Linked DNA regions of Mus musculus: region 1 is linked to region 2. A link is a loop called in an ENCODE intact Hi-C map of the cell type or tissue named here. Cell type or tissue: heart. All regions are shown on one strand. Each heading gives the region's core, and the rest is flanking DNA. Links, peaks and the distances in the headings are about the cores only. Region 1 holds the start of Mir101a (microRNA 101a). Region 2 overlaps Pde4b (phosphodiesterase 4B, cAMP specific).

Region 1 (11,394 bases), core at 2,025-10,024, 1.2 Mb after region 2:
CGCCGCGCGGTCCCCGAAGCCTGGACACGGGAGCCTAGGGTAGGCAGGCGGGGGCGCGGGCTGCGGGAAGGCTGTCAGAGTGGGCTTTGCGGTACCTAGCCTGTCACGCAGACTCTTGGGGGGCAGGGGGAAGGAAAATGGAGAGAGGTTGGGAGAACCTCTGTTTCCCCTTACGTTTGGGAACGCCCCCCCTCTTATCCCCCACTCTTTCCCGCTTCTCCCTGGACTCACCTGTTTGTTTCCACCGCTCAGGGCTCTGGGTTTTTGTTTGTTTGCTTGTTTGTTTTAAACGTGCGCCAGAGGGGCTGGGCTTATTACTATTATTTGCGAAATTATTGGGAAGGCGAGAGGGTGTTGCTGTAATCGATCCTAGTCCAGGTCGGTTTTCAGGAGGGGGAGGGGACTTGGCGAAGACCCCGGCTCCTGGCCGCAGCTGACCCCGGGGCTCCTCCCCGCCTTCCCGGTGAGGAATCCTTTCCCTTGCCCCGCGAAGCCAGCTGCCACCTTCCTGGAGAAAGACCACACCTATGCTTCTTCCCGCTTTGGAGGCGAGGTGAGCTAAGAAGCCAGACAGTGCCCTGCCCACCAGAGCTTGGCCAGACCTCGACACCCCAGAATTGGTAAAAGGCGCTTCTTTTCACCTGCTGATAGCGTTGGTACGTCAGCCCTCTCTAGTCCCCAGAAGTTGCAATTCACAGTTTACGTTAAAATTTGTCTCTTTCTTCACCCTTCTTCCCACCGGCAATGAACTGTTGAGTTTAAGTTGAAAAAGAGAGGTGTCTCCCGCCCTGCCCCTAGTGAGGGTTTTTTTTTTTTTTAATTCCACAGTAGGTCTTCCACTCAGACCTGCACTTCTCCGGTCTCCTCTATCTCCCACTAAACTTAGCCCAGAGCCAGGCCTAAGCTTTTATTCCCTGTGGGCCGCACCCTGGCCCCTTGCCTTTCTACCGAGCCAAATGCTTCTCAAAGCAGAAGGCACACCCAGCCCCAAGTCTCTTCCAAGAGGGAGGGAAGAAGAAAGGATTTGGGGGGGGGTGTCCTCAAGTTCCGGTTTCCAAAACCCCCGTAGCATTCTCCTCCCGGAGCCTCCTGAATTCTTCCTAACAGCTGTTTTCTGCAGTGCCTTTTGCTCCTCCTGGCCTTATATTGGAGAGAGTGGATGGGGAGAGATAGCCACCCCCACCCCTTTCCTAGAACTAGGCAATTTTTTTCTCTGTCTTTTCATTTATTATGTTTGGAATATAAAATATGCAAGTGTGATTGCCTGTTATTAGAGTTGATTTTCTTCCTGGCTAGTGACTAACTGGGACTCCAGAGGGAAGGAGAGGTGAGGGATGGTGAGAGGGGGATCGTTCACCACCTATGTGTCCTGGGAATTGCCAGAAGAGACCCTTCTGAAAAAAGGCACTTCTCCCTTCCATGACATCACCACTAAGCCCTTCCAACTTTAGCTTCAGAACAGGAAGAAGGCTCAAAATAGAACTAACTACCTTAGGAATCCAGTTCCTTCACGAGATCAACTTTGAAATCAGCGGCTGGGGGAACAAAGTGAGCTGTGACCCAGCGTGAAAGGGAAGAGAAAGCTATAGTGTTAGTAAATGCTTTTCTCGAGGTAGTCTGGAATACTGAGGCTCATGAATGATAACTGAGGTGTGGTGTTTATTATTCATATGTGTTGGCATGTAAACAGTAGCAGGTCTTTGTATGTATAAAGTGGGACTCGTGGATTATGATCTGCAACCCTGGTAGATCAGCCTGGTAGACAGAAGCTAGGAAGGGGTACTTGAAGAAGAGTGAGTCTTAGGATGCAGCGGCAGCTGTTCTCTGAAAGTTGAGAGGCTTAGTGTAAACAATAATTGTAACTTTCACAGGGTGACTAATGTCCTAGACAAAGAAGCTCCAGTGTCAAGGTTTCTCCCCTTTTCCTTGGAAATTAACCCTGGTTGTTCTCTGTGTGGTGTGCTCTCTCTCTCTCTCTCTCTCTCTCTCTCTTTCTCTCTCTCTTTCTCTCTCTCTCCCTCTCTCTCTCTCTCTCTCTCTCTCTCTCTCTCTCGCTCTCTCGCTCTCTCGCTCTCCTCTCTCCACTCTCCTCTCTCCTCTCTCCCCTCCCCCTCTCTCCATAGACCAGGCTAGCCTGGAACTCAGAGATCACCTGTCTCTAGGATTAAAGGTGTGTGCCACTAAGCTTGGCTGGCTATGCCCCTGATTTGAGATAACACCTTTCTCCTTACCGAGCCGACTTTCCAGAAACAGCTGCTTTGCAATGTATTGTAGAAAAAGAACATACTGGAACAGTTGGTGTATACGGCAGCAAGACTTGCTGCTCAGTGGGTTAAGGGCTTGTATCCGGATTCAGGTTTAAAAAAATCTAAGTGACTGACAGAATAGTCTGTACCAGCTACTACTGTAGCCCCTAGCAACCCTAGGCTCCAGCCATCTAAACTAAAGAGGCTGATGAGATCAAGTTTGAAACTCATTTAACTTTTAGAATCCATAAATGACTCAGGTATTGGAAACTTAACTGTTTGGGAAACAAACATTAGCATGCATACACACACACACACACACACACACACATATATACACACACACACACATATATATATACACACTGTTGAATCTAAATACAGATTAAATATCTCTTGAAAATTAAGAACTGGAATCAAGATATGTTTTAAGTATAAATACAGTGGCTTTTTGAAGGCAGTATAGAAAAGAAATACAGGTTTATAATATGTCACTTACTAATTTTAGCTTAGTGGGGTAAAGGTTTTGTTTTCCTTTTGGATTTTTAAGACAGGGTTTCTCTGTGTTGCCCTAGCTGTCCTGGAACTCACTTTTTAGATCAGGTTGGCCTTGAACTCCTATAGATCTTATTCCCTCTGCTTTCTGAGTGCTGGGACTAAAGGTGCGCACCACTAAGCCCAGCTAATTTCAGTTTTTAAAAATGTGTCTATAGCCAGGCAGTGGTGGCATACACCTTTGATCCCAGCACTTGGGAGGCATAGGCAGGTAGATTTCTGAGTTCGAGGCCAGCCTGGTCTAAAGACTGAGGAATCCCACCACATGGAACTATTCCTCTGTCCCAGAACTCCTAATGTCTGCTTTTCAGGAGGTTAAAACCAAACTAACAAAATGTGAAAAAAAATTTAAGGGGGTAGCAGTGGCTTGTGGGAAATTTGGGAAAACTAAGGTACCTCCCAACAGCTGCTTGTTTAAACGTCTCCTGGCAGTAACAATGTATCTGAAAACACTAGGTGACGTGGCAGCAGTTGTGACACATGGTGACAATGTTGCCAGTCTTCTATTACCTTCATTTATTTTGTATTTTCTTTTAATTTCATCTCCTTTAGAGCTCAGGATTGCCAACTCCTGACCCTCCCAAAACTATAACACAGCAGCAATGAGGAATACTGCTTTAGGGGGATTTGTTTTGTCTAAAGAAATTCAGTAATGGCACTGGGAAGGCATTTGTTTGTTTCTTGAGACAGGGTCTCATTATGTAACCCTGGCTGGCCTGAAATTCACTACATAAACCAGGCTGGCATCAAACTCAGAAATCAACCTGCCTCTGCCTCCTGTGTGTACTATCCTTATTTTATAAATGACAAACTGTCCAATATACTGCAAAGAAAGAAATCAAATAGACAATCTTATTGATAACCAGAGAAATGAAGAGCCAGTGTTTGCTGAACTTTTGGACATGGCTGAGATGTGCTGAGAAGGGACATGAAAAGAACATTGTGTGACTTTAGAGAGAGTTGACTGGTTATTAACTACACACAGTGCCAGGCTGTGCAGTTATCCCCGCTCAGTGAGTGACATGTCACCGTGGCATGCCTTGCCAGTAGAAACACGTTTATTTCACACGAATAAGGCTAGTAATGAGAATGGGGGACCCTGCAGAGAAGTGGTGTGTGATTATATTTATGGTCTAGCCAAAGGGTGTGAATTGGAGATCAACATTAAATCTTTGGTATTATCCCTTTTAACTGTGCATTAGGGATTTTCAAAACCTAAGACTCAATATTTAAATGGCAGTGCGTCAGTAAATAGGACACTGTAGGCTAACAGAAAAACCATCAGAAGTTTTAGGGATGGCTAGTGGTGGTGATCAGTCTGAAGTTAACTTTTTGTTATGTAGCCCAGGCTACCCTTAAACACCAGATCTTCCCGCAGTAACCTCCCAGTGCTGGGATCATGGCCAGCTACAATTAATATTTTTTTCCTATTTGTAATGAGTAACTTTGTAAGAAACTACTTGGTTGACTGGTTGTTTTTATTGTTATTTTGGGTAAGTCTTCCAAAGATTCTTTTTAACCTTTATTTTTATTTTTATGTGAATAGGGTGTTTTGCCTGCATGCTTATCAGTGTACCGTGCTAGAAAAGGGCATCAGATCCCCTGGGATTACAGACCGTTATGAGCTGCCTTGTCAGTGCTGGGAATTGAACCCAGGTCCTCTGGAAGAGCAGCAAGTGCTCCTAACTACTTAGCCATCTTCCCAATCATTCATATATATATATATATATATATATATATATATATATATATATATATATATATATGAGAATGAATGATGGGCTCTTGCTCTGTAGCATAGGCTGGCCTCAAACTTAATGCGTAGCCCAAACAGGCTTCAAACAAAGCAGTTCTTTTTCTTAGCCTCCCAAGGGCAGGGATTACCAGTGTGTGCCAGTGCACACAGCCTCAACTGGGGTGTTTTTGATTACTGTAAAAGCATATTCTATAGAGGTAAACACGGAGTGGAAATTACTTGTGAGTAAACTATAAAGTCAAAATTCTGGGTATAAAATGCAATCCAGAGCAGAGTCAGAAAGTAAAGTAACTTGAGTAGCCAGGCTAACTACATTCACACTGAGCTACATGGATTAAAAGGGAAGGCTTTTAAAAGAGAGCATATGGAACAATCAGATTTCTGTCTCTTGGACATTTTTGGACGAAAATCATGAGCTTGAGGAACAAAGCCTGTTTTTTATTGTTTTTACTCAATTAAATTTGTGTGTGTGTGTGTGTGTGTGTGTGTGTGTGAGAGCGAGCCATGGCACTTGTGTGGAAGTTGTGGAAGTCTGTCCTCTCTTGCATCATGTAGGTCTCCGGGGATGGAACTCCAGGCATCAGCCTTTGAAAGAAGCAGTTTTACTCACGGAGCCATCTCTCCAGCCCCCTGCCTGTGGGACTTTGTACATGTCTTCTCTGGAAGGATGCTGGTTTGATCTCATCTACATGGGCCTGCTGCTGTGCAGCCTGAACATTTTCGAGGCCAGTGCCCGAAGTGGATGGGACAGTGATGTGCGCGTCTTGGTGCTGGCTGTGTTTGAATGTCAGGGCTGGCTTTGAACAGAACGTGTTGCCTTGACTTTTAACCGGTCTTTCTCCTCAAGGAAGAGGGAAAACAAAAAACAACAAACCAATCTGCAACCTTTTCCAGGGTTTTCCACAAGTCTTTGGCACATTTAGTTTCTTAAAGTGTAATATAGCCGAGTTTGCAGCAAGGTGCACACTGCATGCACCACTGAGGCTCCTGGCCAGGCAAGTGCGGATGTGGAGACCCCTGCTGCCAGGACACTGCCATACTATTTAATATTGTCAGTCAGCTGGTTTATGGTTTTCAAGTTAAAGGAGTTGGGGATTTAAATTAGCCAGCAGCAGTCTTCAAACAGTTCTGGCTTATGGGCAACTTCCCATGCCTCCAGTTATGTAACACATAGGCAGTTTAATGGCTTCAGGTCATATGTTAATTTTTTAGCTTGCAGTTGGCAGGAGCACAGTGTACCTTCAGTCAGATCATTTGTATTCTGTGTCACTCAGGAGCAAGGTATATGGCACAGCACTGTCCCTGAAGGACTTGGATTTTAAGAAATTTTTCGGAGAAGTAATTACGAAGAAATTGGTTCTTTTTTTGTTGTTTTGTTTTTAAACTTTGGGTTTTTTTGTTTTGTTTTGTTTTGTCTTGTCTTGTTTTTTGTTTGTCTGTTTGCTTGTTTTTAAGACAGGGTCTCCCTATATTTAAGGTTGGCCTAGAATTCACCCTCTAGCTCAGGCTGACTTGGAACTCAACGCAGCCATAATGCTTCCACAGTGCTGGGATTGAATAGGCACGGCCCACTATGTCTGGCTGTTTTGTCTTTTGTTGGTGTTGGTGTTAGTTTGGTTTGGTTTTTCAAGACAGGGTTTCTCTGTAGCCGTGGCTGTCCTGGAACTCACTCTGTAGGCCAGGCTGGCCTCAAACTCAGAAATCTGCCTGCCTCTGCCTCTGGAACGCTGGAATTCAAGTGTGTTTCCATAGATGGAGAAGATTCTGTGGTCAGGAGAAACTAAGCATTAGTATTTTTATACTTTTTGGTTACTCAGATCTCCAAACTTTTTTCTTTTGTAACAATCAAACTAGCTTTGTTCACATGACCTGCGTATGATTTGGGTGAAAACGTGCAACCATTTCCAGGAATCAAGAGTTGTGGGCACCAGCTCGTTCTTTCTTTCAATCTTCACTGCCACCTTGTGCCTCAAATATGTATTACATCAGTTTGCTAAGCCCTACTTGCCAATGACGCCTTAACTTTTAGCTATCTTTGCACTTTGGAGAGGTTGTTTTTAATTTCTGTGAGGTAGATTATTTCATTTGGTTATCACTTTTCTAAAGATGAAGGTCAGTTTTGTAGTACATAGAGTTACTTGCTGAGCTACATTCATTGTGCTATTCTGGTTTTTGACTCCTGATCTAAAGAATTGATTCGCCTATCTGACTTATTTGAGGCAGAGTTAATGTCTGATCTGCATATAGTGAGTCTTTGAAATTGAGCAAATGACTAATTGAAAACACCATTATTTTTCAAATACTTGTCAAGCTCTGCTCATGCTGAAATTGTTTGAGATGTGACTGACATGGGAAAATGGAATGAATCATGGTTTTAAAACGTTGGTATTCTTATGTTGACATTCTGATCTTACAGACCTTTTTAAACACCTCCCAGGGTAGCCTAGAAGGCACAGAGATCCACCTGCCTCAGCTTCCCTAGTGGGACTAAAGGCATGCGCCACCATGCCCAGCCCTTTTTTGTACCTTTTATTAAAAACAGGACTCCTCTCTGAAGTAACTTTAGGGTATGTCTCAAAGGTACAGCTACTAATAATGAAAGTGATGTTGTGTTGCCTTTTTTAAAAGACACATTCCAGCATGGCAGTGGTGGTGCATGCCTTTAGTCCTAGCATTTAGAAGGCAGGGGCAGATAGATCTGTGAGTTTGAGGCCAGCCTGATCTATAGCAAGTTCCAGGACAGCCAGGCCACAGAGAGAAACCCTGTATCCATTATTATTATTATTTTAATTATTGCATTAATAATTTATTATCTATTATACCTACTATAATAGATAATGTGTGGTAATGGTTATATTGTATATTAATAACTACACCCTATGTTAGTGATTTTATTAATAAATATGTTAGTAATATATTGATTATTATTATGTAAAAGTCATCCCAAAGATTTCTAGCCTCACACGATTTTACCTGTAGAACTGGCATAAACCACAGTGAGAGCATGGCGTGGGTGAGCACCGCCCAGCGGGTCAGCAACGTGACTGTTCAGAGTCTAGAGCAGCAAGACTGATTTGGGGGGAATTACTTCTGAAAGTACAAACCATTAGTTTCTGTTTCATGGTCTGGGTTACTAGGAAACCAGATCTCCGTACAAAACACTCAGTAATGTTTGTGAGTGTTATCAACTGAATATCCTGGACAGTGATGAGATGAGCAGGGGAGAGAAGGAAGATCCAATGTCTACAGAAACTAATTTGGACCTGAGTTGCTTAGTTATAAGATCTTGGGCAAATCACAGAATGTCCCAGGGTTTCTGTGGGTTTTTTTTACACTTTTTTAAAAAAGATTTTTGTTTTTTAGTTTTTTGAGACAGGATGTTTATGTATTCCTGGCTGTCCTGTAGCTTGCTATGTAGACTAGGCTGGACCCAAGCTCACAGACTTCTTCCTGCCTCTGCCTCTTGAGTGCTGGGATTAAAGGTGTGCACCACCTCACTGGCTTTATTTTTATTTTATGGATTTGAGTGTTTTGTCTGCGTGTATGTCTGTGTGCTGTGCGTGTGTGCATGTGTGTGTGTGTGTGTGTGTGTGTGTGTGTGTGCAGTGCCCCCAGGGTGCAGAAAGACAGCATCAGATCCTCTGGATCTAGAATTAGAGATGGTTGTAAGCCACTGTTTGGATTCTGGAAATGGGACCCAGGTTCTCTATAAGAGCAGTCTACACTCTTAACTGCTAAGTGACCTCAGCAGCTGTGTGTTGTGTGTACATGTGTGTATGCACATGCACATGTACTTTTGAAGTTATTCTGTGACAATTTCATGCACGTTTATGGTTCTTGATCGGATCCCTCTCCGACTTCCTGCCCTGAGTTTCGTTTTGTTTCTTCAATCTGTAAAGTGCTATCATGTTGCTGAACCTAGTTCCATAATTCCTTTTTGGATGGGTTTGAGAACAATTCATTGTTAACTCCGTAGGATTTTATAAAAATTAAATGAAGAAACAAACAGAAAAGTATTGACTCTCAGGCAGCTGTGAAGCACCCTCTGGTGTCTGGTTATGGAACCGTGTCTCACAGAACTCACAGAGATCAGCCTGCCTTTGCCTTCTGAGTGCTGGGATAAAGGCTGGCGCCAACAAGCCTGGCTCTAAGAAAGGGCTTGAAACTTAACCTTCCTGGAATAAACACTTGGTGCATAGGTGTGAGATTGGGGGGATGCGGTCTGTGAACATAGAGACATACTGAGAAATGTAAGATGTGCATATAACCAGAAAGAAAGTTCACTTGTGCTTACTCCATTTGTGTGTGTGTGTGTGTGTGTGTGTGTGTGAGAGAGAGAGAGAGAGAGAGAGAGAGAGAGAGAGATGTGTTCACCTTTCCTTTACTGTAGTTCAATTGGTCTTTACTGCTTCACCCTCATCAAATGACCTCTTTTCTTCTGCTTTTTGCCTCCATCCAGAAGTGCATCTTTCAGTCCTTCACTCCGAGGGGCACCTTCGAAGGGGGTGACGTCACTGACGGACACGGTGACTGACAGGCTGCCCTGGCTCAGTTATCACAGTGCTGATGCTGTCCATTCTAAAGGTACAGTACTGTGATAACTGAAGGATGGCAGCCATCTTGCCTTCCTCCCGAGAAGTCTCATCACAGCAGGCGAAAGGCATGGGAAGCAGGACACCGGGACAGGACCAGACACACTTCACACCGCTCCTGTGTTCACCACTCTTCCAGGCTCCATTTGGTAACAAGGAGCAAAACAATGTAGCAGCTTGCACAGGGTATGAAGACGGTTATGCTGAGGACAAACAGGGTCTGTGGAACCTTTCATGTCTGGGAAGATTGACACTAAGAAAGTCCTAAGGACAAATCAACATATCTCAAACGGAGAGAAACGATCCATTTTATAAACAAAAAAAGTAACTTAATTGACAGCTTTGCATTTGGTCCTTCACTGTTGGGTGGTCAGAGTTAAACAGGGAATGGCATTATGTGTCAGACAGTATCAATGCATATGAATAAAATTATATCTGATTAAGGAATGGATAGTGACATGGCTTTTTCAAAAAAAAAATGTTATGGAATGTCACCTCTACATGAAAATATTATTTTATTCTATTAAGTAAATAAGACCACTCTACATGACAGCACAGATCAGCTTCAGAGATCTGAAGTTAGAGATACCAGCCAGTATCATGGTTGCATGAAGATCTAGAACCTTAATAGAGGATGTGTCTTCAGCCCACATCACCTTAAAAAGTACCATGAGTGGGGTCTGTGAAGACAGCTCTGTCACGCGTGTGCTTGTGTAAGTACAAGGACCTGAGTTCAGGCCCAGCCTCAGTGTGAAAATCTGGCCATGGTAATGTGTGAGTGTAATCCTTCAGTGCTGAAAATCAGAGACAGGTAGATCCCCGGCGCTTCCTCGCCAGCCAGCCTCACCGAATCTCCAAGCATACTGAGAAAACAAGGTGGACGGCTCCTGAGGAGTAACACTTGAGGTTAACCTCTGGCTCCTCCATGCATGCACACAACGGCATGTGCATGACATATAATTGGAGTAGAGAGTGAGGCTCTTAGAGAACCCAGGATTTATCACATTTCTCTCTGTCACTCATCCCTCCTAAGGACTTTGAATACACAAGCCAGTGAGTACCACAGTTGGTGACACTTTTGGGTCACAGTCTAGTGTGGGGCCCAGGCAATTGCATGGAATATGTGTTTTAGGCTCCAAACTTAAACAAGGTCCTATCACCTCTTCCTAGACTAACATGTATGTCTGGGATCCTTTCTACGTGGTAAAGGAACTGAAGCCATGACTTACATGTAAAGAGTCATGCCCATTTGAACTTAACCAATGGCAAGGACCCAGATGGGCCAGGAGAGCAAAGCCATATATGACTTTTAGCATATGTTGACATGTCCACTTAGTGTCTTAGTTTTCAGTACTCACTTCTCTACCAGGACAGAGGAGGAAAACCAGGCGCCGGGAGCCACCCCGTCTCTTTACCAGTTACTCTCTCTCTCTCTCTCACTTCTTTCCTTTCTCCACCTGCCAGGGACTCTGGTGGAGTCAGCTTGACAAAGCGAAAGCTGGAAAGCTAGTTCATGAAGCAAAGAGTTTCAAGGAAACTCCCTTCCCAGGGGCCTGGCATTTTCTCCCTAATCTATATAAACCATAAAATTAATTTTTCCATTCTCACATTAGTCTAGTGTATAGATCCACGTGCACTCTATATAGTATTACCTTATAGTAAATGCCTTTTAAGATTGTATTCTAACATAGCTAAAGCCTTTTTCCAGTGTTCTTAGATTTCAGATAGCAGCAAGGAGCTTAACCTATTCAGTAACTAATTAGTCCCATCATAAAACAATATAAACATCTGTCATTTACTCAGCTGTCTGTAGATAGAGACTAAAAGTCTCACTGAGATAGAAATCTTTTACTACAGGCTACATTCTATGTCAAGTATAAGTTGATATACTACCCTGATAAGGGGAAACTCTCCAGACAAGATAGTTTTACTAGACCTAAGAATTTAGAGCTCTGTGATAATGCATTACTCTTAAGGCCTATCAAGAGTTAACAACCCCCTGATGCTTTTAACCTTAAAGTGTGAAATTCTTGCCTGGCATTAGGCTGATCCTAGGCAGGGCTTGTTATCCCTAATGTAAACATTTAATTAGTCCCTGTAAATTTCTTTCTGCTGTAACTGGTGAATTTCAGTGTATCTTGTCTTTTTGTGATTTGTATCCTCTGATAATTCGTTGTAATATAAGTCTAAAGCTCAACCAGAACAATACATTCAGATTCAACACATCTTTCGTGTATCTGTCTGT
Region 2 (8,000 bases), core at 1-8,000:
AGTATGATAGAATACCCTACTCCACACGTTATTCTGGCTGCCACAAAATTCTATACTTGATGTATATATTGTTGTAAATTAAGTCATTTATGAGACTCAGAGGTGAGAGTTTCTAAAAAAAAATATGTTTCTAATCTTTTTGTGTAGGAAAAAAAATTCCTTCTGCAAACGCAGTGATCACCTAGCGATTTATTTTCTTAGTAGGTTCTCTCATGACATAGTCAAAAAAAGCGTAAATGAGATATATGCCCGAGCACAGGAATAAGGGTATGGGGAAAGCCTGGCAGTGGTTACATAACCGCACATATGTATACAAGTTGATTTGTTTCAATTATTTGATTTGGTTTTTCCTTTGGGAAATCTTGAGTTTTCAGTCTTCCATGTTGAATATGTCCAGGTGAAAGAATTCAAGTTCCTGCCTTGTTTTAGACTTAATTTTCTTTTTATTATATTATTTTCCTTTCTTTTTCACTCCTACACAGAAAATAAAACCCCAAGACTTTACTAATTCAAAAGAAAGTGATGCTGGTCTCCAAGTGGAGCGGCTCATAACCTAGGATTTTTACTGCCCTCACGAGGCTTCACTGTGACCTCCCAAATCTTCGCACTCAGGCTTTGGAGCTGCTCTCTGCCCATTTAGTCCTCCATCTTTGAATGGTGGCTTCCCTACTTTGTCAGCAAAATGTCACCTTCTTAGGTTTCATCCTTTCTTATTCAAAACTGCATGAACACATTGGCATACGTAAGGCCCCAACACCTTCTAATTTCAGTAGAGTAAGTGATAAAAACTCTGAAGAAAGAAACAGAAGCGCAGAAGTAAACACTTCCTTCAGACGCAGAAACTGGCTTATTATTATATTTTATCTTTATGAGCACATTCTTTCAAATACAGTCCAACCTTTACGTAGTCCTGGCCAGTTTGGCATTGACTCTGTTCCGGCCGTGTAGACATAATTTACCATACTATAAAGACAAAGAGATGAGAAAGATGTGGTCTCACCCCCAGGAACCCAGGATCCAGTGGGACAGACACACCACTGGGGAACCATTGTGTACCCCAGAATTAAGTTCTCGACAAAATAGGAACAATCATGCTAAAAACACAAGTTGTCATTTCAAAGACAAGACTTTCCTATTGCTCCCCAAAAGCTGAGAATCTGGTCCAGCAGAGAGAAGAGCTGACTCTGATTGAGAGATTTCATCACCCAGTGACTCGAGGTAAGTTTAGAAACTTCAACCAGATTGGAAGAATTCATTGGAATTGAAGAATCACATTTCATTTACATGAATGAAGAAGCAGCAGAAGAAGAAGGAGTAGAAGAGGAAGAGAAGGAGCGTGAAGAGAAGAAAAAGTAGGAGGGAGAAAAGTATGGGAGGAGAAGAGGAGGGAGAGAGGAGAACAAGGGGGTGGGGAACAAGGAGAGGAAGATGCTGCAGGGAGCCATCTTTTGCCATCTGGCTTCTCCTGTTTGCTTCCATTGTTGAATATGTTCAAACTATTATCTTGTACGTTTTTTCCTCTTTAGATTTATTTATTTATTATGTATACAGCATTCTGCCTGCATGTATGCCTGCAGGCCAGAAGAGGGCACCAGATCCTGTTACAGAGGGTTGTGAGCTACCATGTGGTTGATGGGAATTGAACTCAGAACCTCTGGAAGAGCAGACAGTGTCCTCTTAAACTCTGAGCTGTTTTTCCAGCCAGCGTCCTGTACTTGTTAAACCTTCTATTTCTATCAAAATGTACAAGTTCAAATTAAGTACTTCTAAATGCACACCTGATTTTCTTTCATAAATTTTCAATAAAAAACCTTATGTTCTAAAGCAGTGCTCCAGTGCTCCATGCTGCTCACTCAAAGCCGTGTGTTTTTCATTCCCCTTTAAAGTTTCTATTTAAACATGCCTCTTTGTCATATGCTGATAAATATTAAAATAACAGGAAAAATCTGCCCGACTTATTTCAGCTGATAATAAGAACAAAACACGGGATGTGTGTCTCCTCTGTCCTCTTCTGCCTGTGGTTTACCGTTGAGAAGATTCCGAAACCAGTAATTACGTAATAATTAGTACCACCACAGTCTCTTTCCAGAGAAAACCGAGGATTGTTGTAGTTTGCCACAAAGACCGACAAAAACAAATTGCCTTAAGGGGCATCCTTACATCTTAGCTCCATTGTTTCAAAGGCACTTAAGAAAGCTCCCGATGCCAAGCTGTAGTCAATGTGCCAATAATCATAAAACATCTTTCAGTGTTTTTGCTAATGAGTTAGTTTATAGAACCCTAAGTGCCATACACCCTCCTGGTATATGCTCATATTTATTACAAGAAACAGGAAATGTATTCTAAATATTCAAATTGGTATCAGAAACATGTTGGTAGAATTGCAAACAAAGCCACCACGTGGGCAGGCCAATAAGATGAAACAACAGGCGGTTCAAAACAGCTCCTTTGATCTCCTCAGCGTCTAGCACAGCTACACACTAAGACGCTACTCTGTTTCTTTTTATACCTAACGGAAGTGGCCCATCAGCATGCCGAGGTTTTGAAGTCTGTGGGCAGAACACTGTTTCCTTCTTTCTAGCTCATATCACAGGACTCCACCTTGCCTCATGTCTTTCTTTCACTTTTTTCCTACATCTTTTTCCTTCTAAAAGTTTTAAAAGCATATTCTGTAAGTGCTTCAGAAGCCGATGAGGAAATGGAATGCACTGCCTTTGTTCCCTTCGTTCAGAGGTTAGTAATTTATGACACTTCTGAGATCCTTATGGCCGTCATACTAACAGAACACAACATCTGAGGAGGAAGTACCCGGACTAGCACTGTTAGATATCAGAGGGCCATGCCGAGTGTATCTTCGTCCCCTGCTATAAGAATGGGACAGGGTCAAGGGAGAGGAATTCATGGACCTCATCAAAGTCACCTAAGTGGTTGTATGTGACAAATACATGTTGGACATATCTCTCTGGTGTTCCTCCAAGGTGGCCCTCCTTCTCAATGGACTTCGATACACAGGAAGAGCAGATGCTCGTAACTGAAAGATGAGAGGAATGAAGCTGGATGACATCCAAGAGAAACTCTTTGTGAGCTAGAAAGAACCTTTGGTTTCACACCTGGCTAGGATGCGGAGCAACTTGTAGCTAGAGCTGATGCTAAGAGGAAACCCTTTAATGTGCCTTGGGGACCTTGGGCTAATGTGGACACCCTGTGGGGGAATGTTTGAGGTTAGCACTCCAGGAGTTCACTGGGGGTTCAGCAAGCTAAGGTCAAGTTGCACTCTTGACATACATACAGCTGCCTCCTCTTCTGGATGCGGCAGGACCACACATTTAATTGTGAAGCCCTAGGCACACAGTGGGCACTTTGTTTCTAAGTATTTTTAGTTGGGCTTCACTTGGGGTGATGGGACACTGTTGAAAAAAGGTCACCAAGTGACTTGCTTCTGAGGGTTACAGTGTGCATATAAACGCTGTTATTCTAATAACAGTCTCGAATAATTGCTTCAGAATGTAGAGATGGATCTCTGGAGGAGGCCTACCTTGCAGGCTGACTCTGGAGACTGGAGCCTGACTAGCCGCTGGTGACCTCCTGTGGAGAAGCAGAAAAAGAGGCTGAGTATGCATTGAAAAGCACCCCCACCCTACCACAATCCCTGATGCCCCAGGAGATTTTCAGGGCTTAATGAGTTATCCAGTGACATAAGGCTATCACCGGAAGGCCGGCTCCTGTAATATGGGTAGACGATTGCAATTCTCTCATATCCAGATGGCCTGGAATTTCCCTCTGCACAGCATCAGGATGCAACAACTCCCCAGGAAGGAAGTTGTTTACCTCAGGTCCACTGCCAACCCCTCCACTTCAGGTTTTCTGATAGAGCCTCTCAGAAAAAAAAAAACAAAAAACAACAAACAAACAAACAAACAAAAAACCCACCACCACCACCACCAACAACAACAACAGCATCAAAACTGTTACTTAGGTCTCAATTCAGAAGTCAACATGAATCCCAGTTCTTGGAGGACAGAAGGCCACAGCCAGAGGAACACTTAGAGATGTGTCAGTTCAGGACCTACATTATCTGCACCTCAGGAAACCGAGATGTTTGAGAGGACAAATCATTTGATAAATACCACACCCAGCAACTAGCCCACAGCGATCCTGGTTTCTTCACTGGAGGCACTGGCTCTTCATGGAGAAATGAGGTGTTATTTTTCACCATCTCCTTACACCAAGAGGCAAACGAAACAAACCAACCAACCCGTATTCCACTAAGAGTGCAACGCCCCTTATTTGCATGTGTTTGTGCACATGTGTGCAGATGTGCTTGACCGTGTAGGTATGGGTGAAAGCAGGGGTCTCTCACTGAAGCTGGCAATTGTCTTTTCGGCTAGGTTCACTGGCCAGCAAGTCTCTGGAATCTGTCTCTGCCCCTCGGGGCTAAAGCTAGGAGAATGTGTTATCTCGTAGGCTTTTCATACTAGCTTTTCTCTCTTGTTTCCTGTCAGTCCCTAGTCCTTTGCTGGTCTCATCTTCCTTCTGGTGCTTGGCAGAATTTCTCCATCAGACTCTCGCAGATTCCCAGTGCATTGCTGGAGGCCCTCCCTGTGCAAGTATACAACAGTGACCTCTAACTTCAGAGTGCATCAGAGTCATCTACCAGACATATTAGAAGATTTTGCTCCAGCCTGCCTCTGGTCTTCTGATTTAGTAGACAAGAAGCAGCCCTGTCTCTGGGGTTTCAAAGCAGTGACCTGCAGTTACCCTTGCCTATGGGATCCCATGCAGTGACCCTCAGGGGAGAGAGAGATCTGTATTTCTAGCAAGCTCTCAGATGCTACCAACACTGGTGGTCTCAGATGCCCCTTCAGAAGCCCTGACAGTAGTCTGTGCCACTTTCCCACACAGGATGTTGTTGATGGTCAAGAAAGAGATGCAGGCCAGTAGTTATGAGTATAAGTGTCCTGACATGAGTGACGATATCCTAAAGACAGACACTTGTACCCATCCCTTTGACTATTAGACTGATGAGACAATGGACCCCAAGACATTAGGATTTTCCCCAGTGGAAAGAGAAAAAAAGATCCATGCAGTGCTGAGGACTCGTCAGACCTGGAGCTGAGATGGATAGATCAGTCATAGGCAGGACCATAGATAGCTTGAGCAGAACTCTTTAGTTATGGGCCCCTCTTGCCTTCTATTCAACCTAACATTCTGGTCCAGAGCCTGAAGATGGTCTTGTGTATGTGTGGGGGAGGAGGGTGCCACTGAGTTGCTTCCCAGTGCTGCTCTATTGAATAAATCTCCGTTTTCTGTTGTCTCTTTAATTGTTGTGTCGAGAATGTATAGCATGCTACTCAGCCAGGGCCCAGACTTTGAGTCTAACAAGCTCTGGTATCATAAGCAAGCATCAGCCTCACTCTGGGAGATATTTCATAAATACCTTTCCCACCTCTGAAGAGTTCGTTTTCATATGTCTGGTGCAGGGCCTAAGGATCTGCACTTTAAAGTCCTCTTTGGATCCCCATGCATAGGCAGGTCTGAGGGAGAGGCCAAATTCTAAATGATGGAGAAAAGCATGCAAGGCCATTGCTGAGGAAGGCTCTGCTTGCTGGGTGGCCACAATTGTGACTTCTCTCCAGATATTTCTTTCCCTGGGATAAGAGAACCTGTATGTAGTGCTTTTTGTGTAGCTGCAGGTCCATGGACAGGTTTCCATAGCTACCACCAGTGGCCCTACTGGGTGATGCTGAGCAATATTTTCTTTGGCATCTGATTCTCATGTGCGATGGAGTAGGGGAATCCTCATGCCAAGATTGCTGTTCTCTGTTGGACACCGTGCTTGACATTTCTCAGTTCCCTCCCGAGGGAGTGTTATCATTTAACTTTAGGGAGCAGGAGACTGGAGAAACCCGCTACAGCACACATGGTGGTTTCCAACTGGCAGGGAAATATTCAAAGCCAAGTCTTTCTGAATCCGAAGTGCTAAAACCTTTACTTTCATTATACCATCCACTGAATACTTCTGCACTAGTCCTGAGAGCTGGGGTTTTGTTTGTTTGTTGTTGTTGTTGTTTCAAGGAAATTGAAGGATTTCATTCCAAATTCTTCAGCCTGGCACACAAAGCCTTTTTAGCTTTCTGTCCTCACCGTCCATCTCTAGTTTATCACTAGACTTCCTCGGTGCCTGACAGTTCATCTCAGACCACAGACTGGCTGTGTGCTCTCATGCATTTCCTACTTCTCCCTTGCTGAACTCCAAAATTGTAATTAAAATATGAACGGTCTAATTAGGGTTTGATACATAACTCCCTAGATTAAAGGTAAACTTTATGTAGGCAAGGAAAGACTTGCTCACTACTGGGTCCCAGGATGTTATCTGAGAAAGCCTTCATATGCCAAATACACGGTAACACTCACTGAGTGTCATGTTAGATCAATAGATGCATGAAAATTTGATGGACACTTGCTCAGGCCCAGGTGGGTCTCTTCCTTTGCTTTGAACTCAGCCTGCTCCTTTCTTGCTGATGCTCAGGCCATCCTTTTGCTGGGGAAGCTCTCTGCACACTAAACATCATGCACCTTTGAAGATTACAAATCTTCTTCAAAAGGACACACATATTCCTAATCGAAAATTGCCCCTCTTCTCTCTAACCTCTCATGGTGCCTTGGTGCTCAGTCTTGGTTCATAGGCTGTCTATGTTGCATGCCATTTCTTATTGCTGGGACTTTGTGGATGTCTGTCTTGGGGGCTGACTCTCTTGTATAACTTGGGACTGTATTGAAACCATCTTGCACTTATGCTGGAATGAGTGGCCCTTGCCTGTGCTATGTAGTTTCCTACACTTACTCTACTGTTGTACTGTACCTCGTCTCCCACCTTCCTGTCTTTTCCCCTGGCACAGTTGTAAGGAATATAAGGGGAGACCGAGTCTCATTCCTTCCTAGTCGCACCCCTGTAGTCTGGCATCAGAGTGATGTGCACCTCACTGCATATCCAATGGGTTTACAGCACCTTTGAACTTTTCTCCTACATGGCTTCCGAGTTCCCCAGGAGGCTTTTGGAAAAGAAGATCTCAAACTAGGACCTCTTAAATGTTAGAAATACCTACTCTCTCAGTAGCTACTCATATTATCTAATTCTTTCTGCAGTTTCTTGTAAATTCTTTTGTCTTGGAAGTAATCTTGTGACATCTTAGCTTTTACTTAAAGTTGTTCATTCAGATAGGTATTCTTGTATGGGAGAAAAGGCAAGGGCCATGCTGACTTGGTTTATCACGTCTTCCTGATAAGTGGTCTAGAAAGGAGACTCAGTACACTTTAATGAGTAGATGGCTCCTGGAAACCACATTATTGTCGGTAAGTCATGGGGACTGCCAGCTGGAAAACTCATGGGCCCAAGGGAAAAGAAACAATACTGTTGTCTGGTTTCAAGCAGTCTCTAAATTATAAAAGAATGGTTGGAAGTTCATTACCTGGTTGCAAGATGTTGATAGGAACAGGGAAGGCTTGTGGCCACAGTAGTTAATGTTTTCAGCCTGAATCGTATAGTTTAAAGAGAACTGGGCTACAGCAGAAGCCAAGAATCTTAACCCCAATCCAGACTCTGGCACCTTCCAGGTGCGTAGCCCCTGGTAGCTCACCGAACCTCAGTTTCTTTCTCACTTGGGGCAAGCAGGCAATAACTACTATTTCCTGATGATTTACAGTGTGTGAGGTCCCGTGTGATGGGGCTCACATATATTCCCTCGCTTTCTCTGAGGGAATTTGGCTAGGTATTTTCCATATCTGAAGTGTTCAAGATTTTATGATTCTCAGCTAATTTAAATCCTATGCCAAAATATACAAATCTCTGAAAGACATTCCAGGTACACACTAAAGAAGATGGCTATTAATTTTCAAAGAATATGTACATTCTGATCAGATTATACCTCTGAAGAATTGTGAATGCAAAGACGATGTGATTCCTCTGTATGCCACTGATATGTCACACATATCAGTCATTG

Evidence for each region. Hi-C counts contacts between places; a loop is a spot of excess contacts. Peaks named below come from ENCODE experiments on the same cell type or tissue, not always from the same donor. Only the 100,000 strongest peaks of a DNase experiment are listed, where the experiment ranks them.
Region 1: a loop joins it to region 2, with 4 times the contacts of the local background. A loop is called at or near these places in 2 of 42 quality-filtered maps.

Annotation. Positions count from the first base shown.
Region 1 is chr4:101,344,726-101,356,119 of GRCm38, reverse strand. E130102H24Rik (RIKEN cDNA E130102H24 gene) reads left to right here. Exons shown (of 2, transcript NR_040708.1): 1 at 1-39; 2 at 9,017-9,596. It overlaps Mir101a (microRNA 101a), which reads left to right and starts at 9,093; the gene lies at 9,093-9,175. It overlaps 0610043K17Rik (RIKEN cDNA 0610043K17 gene), which reads right to left and starts at 2,337. Exons shown (of 4, transcript NR_040640.1): 1 at 2,232-2,337. In heart, for the core only: CTCF peaks have their summits at 6,530 (motif pointing left), 8,398 and 8,598 (motif pointing left); a DNase peak (open chromatin) is centred at 5,289; H3K4me3 peaks cover 293 bases; H3K27ac peaks cover 247 bases.
Region 2 is chr4:102,501,578-102,509,577 of GRCm38, reverse strand. Pde4b (phosphodiesterase 4B, cAMP specific) reads right to left here. Exons shown (of 15, transcript NM_019840.2): 5 at 3,536-3,585. Gm52668 (a long non-coding RNA gene) reads left to right here. Exons shown (of 3, transcript XR_003955083.1): 3 at 1-1,369. Among named protein-coding and RNA genes, the nearest start is that of Gm52668, 9.9 kb to the left of the region's middle. In heart, for the core only: CTCF peaks have their summits at 1,574 (motif pointing right) and 3,592 (motif pointing left); a DNase peak (open chromatin) is centred at 3,687; H3K27ac peaks cover 474 bases.